Regions from separate parts of the Mus musculus genome. Here region 2 is linked to region 1. Evidence: chromatin contacts called from ENCODE Hi-C or POLR2A ChIA-PET data. All regions are on one chromosome and are shown on one strand. Each heading gives the region's core, a stretch centred on a gene start or an enhancer-like site at or near the end of the contact. The rest is flanking DNA. Distances are from core to core; before and after follow the strand shown.

The links. A loop is a pair of places that touch in the nucleus more often than their neighbours do. ChIA-PET counts read pairs that join two places held with the same protein, here RNA polymerase II (POLR2A).
Region 2: a map of heart shows a loop between it and region 1 (4-fold over the local background). The contact joins the enhancer-like site here to the promoter of Lbr in region 1. A Hi-C loop is called at or near these places in 14 of 37 maps with a recorded cell type or tissue (CH12.LX, Patski, T-helper 17 cell and 5 more). POLR2A ChIA-PET finds 5 or more read pairs at or near these places in 3 of 5 experiments (Patski and embryonic stem cell).

What each region holds. Positions count from the first base shown.
Region 1 is chr1:181,840,689-181,844,185 of GRCm38, reverse strand. It overlaps Lbr (lamin B receptor), which reads left to right and starts at 1,785. Exons shown (of 14, transcript NM_133815.2): 1 at 1,785-1,898.
Region 2 is chr1:181,879,845-181,882,930 of GRCm38, reverse strand. Gm33669 (a long non-coding RNA gene) reads right to left here. Exons shown (of 4, transcript XR_865801.2): 2 at 1,951-2,295; 3 at 1,637-1,705. Among named protein-coding and RNA genes, the nearest start is that of Gm33669, 2.9 kb to the right of the region's middle. Within about 2 kb of position 1,335, at least 1 of the 3 ENCODE cell types and tissues checked has a DNase peak (open chromatin) inside an H3K27ac peak, as active enhancers do; it is heart, where a contact is called at or near this core.

The DNA.
Region 1 (3,497 bases), core at 536-3,035:
GTAGTTTAAACAGGCTGCAGTGAGGCTACAACTCACATCTAATTGCAAATTATGCAACCATGAGATTTAGATAGAGAAAGACCCAAAATCCATTAAGAACTTACTGATATACATGTGGTTAAAAAAACAAACAAACATTTCATCTACCTGAATGTACTGATTACAAATGGCAATTTCGTGAATCTGAAATAAGAGAATGTTATAAGGAATTATTGCCAGCTGCGTTTCCCAATGAACAGCTGCATCTAATTTTCACAATTAATTAGTAGGTCCGGATCCATGTCCTTACCTCTTCTAACTTATTAATAAAATTAAAAAATTTAAAGTTAAATGTTAAGGAAAAGCAGGAATGAGTTCTGTATGTACCCATGCCTTGCACACACAAACATCTTTAGTGAATATAAGGTATGATGTTGAATTCGTATACAGGCTTATTTGTGTGTGTGTGTGTGTGTGCAAGTGTATACATGAAGGCCAAAGGTTAGTGTAAGTTGTCTTTCTCCAACTGCGCAACATCTTGCTCTTTGAGACAGGGTGTCTCACAAAATCCTAGCTGTTACCAACTGAGTCCAGGGAGATCTGTTTGTCCCCAGCTACCTCTGTCCCCTTCATTATAGTTACAGCCTTTTGAGAGCACCTTCCTCTTGTTTTAATTTTAGTGCTGAGGGTCTCAAGTGCTCACAAAGTTCTTATTCTTTCAAGGCAGGGTTCTTTATCATCTGAGCTGGCTCTCCAGCCTCACTGGCCTGGTCCTTTTGAAGAAACTATAAACCAAAGTTTACAAGGTTTCCCCGCCTCTGGTCTTTTATTTTGTAAGTGAAAATGCTTATATGTCCTGTGGAGGGAACCCAACGGAACCTTGGCTCTGGGTTTGAGGAGTGAAGGATGTCTTTGGTATTAGTAGAATTTATCTCAAACGACATCCTTCCCATGGTGTTTTCCTGTGTTATTTGCCGCAGGACTCGGAGTAGGATTCGTCTTTAAGAGCTGAAGCTTAAGGGATTTGCCAAACTTTACGTTTAGAGGTTTCTTGATGCACACATCTGTGGTTTAGATTTCCACCCAGGGCAACCCCAACGGCAATGACAAATCAAATCGTGGTGAGCACTCTTTCTTAGGAAGGGCTCCGAGGCACGCACTTACTCACTCGTTTGTAGCTGAGAAGGTGACAGCGCTGTGCACCTGAAGCCACGCTGCGGATGAAAAGACTTATTTCAGCCTTGCATCTGAACCCACAGTGCTTCCGAGGCAGGAAGACACTCAGATGTATTTAATAAGGGATGTTGGAAATACCTTTAAAAACAGCACGGCGAAGTAGGGAGCTTTAACGAACTGCTTTGAACTCTCAACCCGAGAGGAAGGAAACAACCAGTGGTGGCAAGTGTAAGGGGGGGGGGGAGTTTGGGGGCTCCGGCCTGGGCCTGCTGGGGTCGGGTCCAGGCGGGACGCGAAGCCCGCGGGCTTCGGCCGTGGCCGGACTAAGCGCGCGGCCCGCTGGCTCCCGAGGTTACACACGGACCGAGAGCCGGGTGACAGCAGCGGACGCTTTTGCCTGGCGTCGCGCGAGCTTCACCCTCCTCCCAGACCGCCGGCCTAGATCGCTCCGCAGGAGGGCGCGAGCCAAAGCGCGGCTTGGTGCCTGGGCTGCGGAGATAAACCGGGTGGGGACGCCGGACGCTCACGAGCGGGCGGGCTGGACGCGCCACTGGCCCTCGACCAATCGCCAGCGCCGGCGATGATTCAAAAGGTCGAGGGACCAATGGGGAGCTCAGGGCAGCCTCGCTAGGGGCGGGACCTCGGGGGCGCGAGAGCGCGGCCGGCTGTGTCGCGCGCGGAGTCGCCGCTGGCTGCTGGTGACTGTCCTGGAGTGGCTGGAGTTCCCGCCGGAGCGCGGCCAGGTGAGCGTCGGCGCGGGACTCCGCCGCGTGTGGAGAGCGGGTTCCCCGGGGCGGCCGGCGAGGCTGGGGCCGCGCGGGCCGGAAGTCGAGCGCGGGTTTCGGATGGCGGACAACCCCCGATCCCCGTCTCGGACGCGCGCGTTGGGTGCCCCGGCCGGGCCGGGCTGGGCTGTGCTCGCCGCGGCTTCCCGGCCCTCGGAAAGCGGGCGGCCTTCGGAGGAGGGGTTAACCGCCTCTGGCTCCTGCCAGGGCGCCGTCCCGCCTATCCGGGCCTCCTGAGTGCTTCTGCGCGGTGACAGCGGACCTCGCGCCTCCAGCAGCTTCGAGGGCCACTCAGTGCGCGCTGGGGTGCGGAGGGCCTGCTCCGGGGCACTTCGGCGATGGCGGGCTGGCCTGGCGTTGCGCCCGCCCGCCCTGTGTAGCGCACTTGGTGTGCTAGGGCCGTGGCTCAGGTGCAGGAGCAGGACTAGATCTGGGGCTACAAAGTAGCAGCTGCTCTGAGGGTTAGAAGATGGGGCTACAGAGAAGCGCGGGATGGAGGACCTAATACGGACAGAGAGGGTGATGATGAGCGTTGACTGGGGAGTTGGGGCGGGAGTGAGTAAGGACTGTTAAGATTAGCGTGCTTTTGGGTATTAAGGGAAAAGGCCACTCTGCCAGGACAGCCAGCTTTCTCCTGCACGGCTCTGAAGGGGCACAGACCCTGCGAACGCCTTCCTGTTTGCGTTTTGCCTAGCAGGCCTGTGCCGGCTCAGGTGTTAAAGGGTAGCTGTGAGCCACCATTTGAGCTTTTTCTTTCTGCCACATTAAGTGAATTTGGGAGAGGGGGGGAAACGATTAAAGATCTTAGTAACGCACCGGAGCATCGTAGAAAGAAATCGGCCACACTGATACATAGTGTTATATTGTACCATAATATGTGAGGCGTTCAGTGCCAAATGACCCTCGGGTTAGCAAGAATCTGGGTTGACAGGAAAAAAGCCTGAGGATTCTTGAATTTCTGCGGTATGTGGTTGAGGGTACAGTTTAGCGAGTGACTTTTCTTTGCAAACAACCTGTTTGTTTAGGGAAGCCTGTGTGCGTCTCTTATGCGTTACTTGGGTGCATAAGAATACACGGGAGTCTGGAGCCTCCTTGTCCTATCCAGTATAATTATCTCCTGTTGGGCAATATTTTGGGATGTGTTATGTAGTTTCCACTGACTGTGTGGATCTTGTGCAAAGTGGCATTCATATCTTGTTGGCAGCCCATTTTTTTTTTTTTTTTTTTGTCTCCTAAGACAAGGTCGTTCTCCACATGCTATATAAAATATCACCATCAGTGTCAGTTCATGGTTTGTGTTGTTGTTGTTGTTTGTTTTTTTGAGACAAGATCTCTGCACAGCCTTTATTGTCCTGGAACACAGTGCAGGCTAGGCAGACCTTCAACATACAGAGGTCTGTTTTCCTCTGCCTCCCAAAGAATGGGATTAAAGCCACCATGCCCTGCTAGTCTCAGTTCTTTTCCTCCCTTTTTTTCTGGGGATCAAATTTTATATTACACATTATAGGCATATTTTTGAAAAATTGAGGCTCAAATATCTACTGGGTGCCTTGATTA
Region 2 (3,086 bases), core at 86-2,585, 39 kb before region 1:
CAGGGCCTGGGACCAGGCTTCCCCACATTGACAGAGGACAATGGTAGAGATCTAGGCCAACCTGCTTCCTCAAGGCTGTGGTGAAGTTGAAATGAGAAAATAAAAAACCGATGTCGTGTAGATTTTGACATGCTCAGGACCACCTCTCCCTCCTCTCCCTCTCCTCCTCCTTTTCCTACGTTTTTGGTGGTTGTTTTGAGATAGACTCTCACTATGTAGCTCTGGCTGTCCTGCAACTTAGACTAGATTGGCCCAGAACTCACAGAGATCCACCTGCCTCTGCCTCCCCAGTGCTGGGATTAAAGGTGTGTGCCACCACCACGCTGGGTTTAGGATCTTCTTGTCAGAGCTGGGTGGGGCTTGGCATGGAGTGACACCTCCTGTCTTGGGGCTCTTCTGCCATGGGTCTGACAGGTGCTAAATGAGCATTCTACCGTGGAGCTATAGCCCATGGACTTACTGCCCTTTCCTGTCAGTCAAGAGGGTCTCTTGCAGGAGGAACAGCTGTCTAACGCTGAACTGGGAACACACAGCCAGCCATTGTTTCCCACATCAAGTTAAGCCTAACACCAGCTTGCACCTCCCTGAGGAGGACTGTGCATCACTGTTCCATCTCAGGGATCCCTCCCACCCAGAGTTTACCTAGGAACTCCTGAGCTCAGAGGTCCCGTCTCTGCCACATTGACCTCAGGCTATGCTCAAGAGTCCCTCACTGTTCTCCATCCCTGGGGATCTGTGTGCCTATACAAAGCCCAGGTCACTGCCCAGAGGGCAGTGTGCACTGCATTGCTGCCTCGGGAAGCAGGCTGTCCTTAAACTGCCCAGCAGAGAAAGCCTCTCCCTGCTGGGCCATGGGCAACCCCATGGATGGCTTTTACATCCTTAGAAAGGCTGTTCTTTCCTGCCTGGACACTGTCAAAGCACAAAGGATTCCTTCATCTTTTCATCCTTCCTGCTCCCCGCCCCCCAACTTGGCTGAGAAAGGCAAAGACATGCCTTACCCTCTGGGCTTGGGGAAGAGGCTACCACTCTCACTAAAGCTCTGGCCTCCAGCCAGATAACTGACCAGTGTCAAAGATGGTGCATGGGTCAGGAAAACGGTGTTTGCCTGATGATCGGTAGTCCAAAACCAGGTGGCGCTCTAGGCCCACCCTGGGACCTGCCAGAGCTTGCCACATCTTGTTTCCGGTCCCACTCAACCTCGCTAAATTGCGGCTCACTTCCCTCTCACTTGGGCTCCCAGGAGGAGTGCTGCCAAATACCCAGCTTACCCAGGGCTGGCTGACTGGGTGCAGTGCCAGGTGTATGTTGGTCTGTGCTTTCTTTCTCAAGTCAAAGCCAGTAGCCAGGGCCTCATGCCAACCCTGTGCAGACTGGCCTCTGCGGCATAGCGGTTCTTCCCGAATTTCCTTGCTGAAACGACACTTGGGATGACCCTAGTTGGCGCATCCTCTGGGCTCACCCTCCCCCACCAAGAAGCTGACCCACTTTTCTCTCTCCCCATCCATTGCTGCACTGAACGCTAGGCGCCTTCACCCAGAGAACAGGACCCCATCTAGGCCTCTAGTCTCTTACTCTGAGGATTTAGGACTTTCCTGCCAGAGTACGAGTTATGAGACAGAAATTTCCCGCCAACCTTGCGTCCTAAGAGAGTGTTGGAGTGAGGTCCGCCAGCTGGGCAGGGGTTCAAGTCCCTCTGGGGCCGCTGCATGAAACCTGGGTTAAGGAAGATCTGAAAAGGGCTTCCCAGAGGTAGGTCCCTCAGCCTAGAGGCCAGGCTTTCAGGCCCCACCCGCACCCCACCCCGACCCCTCTCACACCATCCTTACTCTGAAGCTCACCACATGGTGGCGCTGTAACAGAGCTACACCTATAGATGGTCCCGGGTTTCAGGCTTCATCCCATCTCCCACCAACTATCCCTTTGTCTCCGTTTACTTGGCTGAGGTACATGGTCCACAGTAGTCTGGTGGCTGGGAAGTTCTTTCACACAGTCCTCCAGGCAGTGGGGGCCCGGATGAGGGACGTAGATCGCATCCATTCCGGGCTTTGGAATACTCATTGCCTGGTCTGGGTGCTGAGACACTGCGACCTGCACTGGCTGTGGGTACAGGGTGCTGAGACACTGAGACCTGCACTGGCTGTGGGTACAGGGAGAGCACAGAGTAACCCCAGGTGCCTGCCAGAACTTACCAGGCCATCTGCTCCAGAGAGGGGGATGGGAGTATTTGGGAGGGGGGGCTAGTCTTTAGGGCAGGGCTTAAACTTTTTCTGTTCGCCACCCCTGTATGAGACCCTAGCAATATAGAGACAAAAAAAAAAAAAAAAAAAAAAGCAAACAATTACATTTACAAGTAATAACTCACAAAGAAATTTTAAAAGCGATTCTTAGACATACATATAATTATAGCATTTATTAAGGATGAAAGCAAGTTTGTATAGAGGTTTGTTATATTTACATAAGGAATATGACATTGGCTATATATTTCACACTGTAGAACATGGAATATCTCCAGTATTTTTCAGAGGCAATGTAAATTCAAAATAGCAGAAATATGTCTAGAGCCATTTCAGAAATTGTGGGGAATTCTGTCTTAGTCTCAGAGCCACAATTCACTTAATGATTTTTTTTTAAAATGAAATTCAAGACAGCAGCTCAAACAGCAAATCTGAAAATCAAATATGCTTACATAATACAACCCAGAGATACATTTGTGGGATACATGCTGAGGGGTGTCAGTGGGAAAATATCAAAAGTGTTTGTTTCCCATGATTAAGCCTCCATGTTTGGGTAAGAACAGAAGCCCGTGTGTGTGCTGTGAAAACACTGTGGTTTGTATTGCACCTATCTCAGATCTGAGCTCAGGGGTCAGGCAGCATCTACCGCTCAGACACCAGGTCATACACGGTGCACAGCACACATGTGTGTTCAGAACCAAGTCTGCAGGGAAGCCACACTCTGCACCACAGTTGATCGATGCCCAAAATGCTGGAGATGCACTGAGTCTTTAGTTCTGATGTAACATTTGCTCCGTCCCATACAGAGTCATGACCACGGTTTGAGAAGCTGGGCTTTCTCTCTCTCTC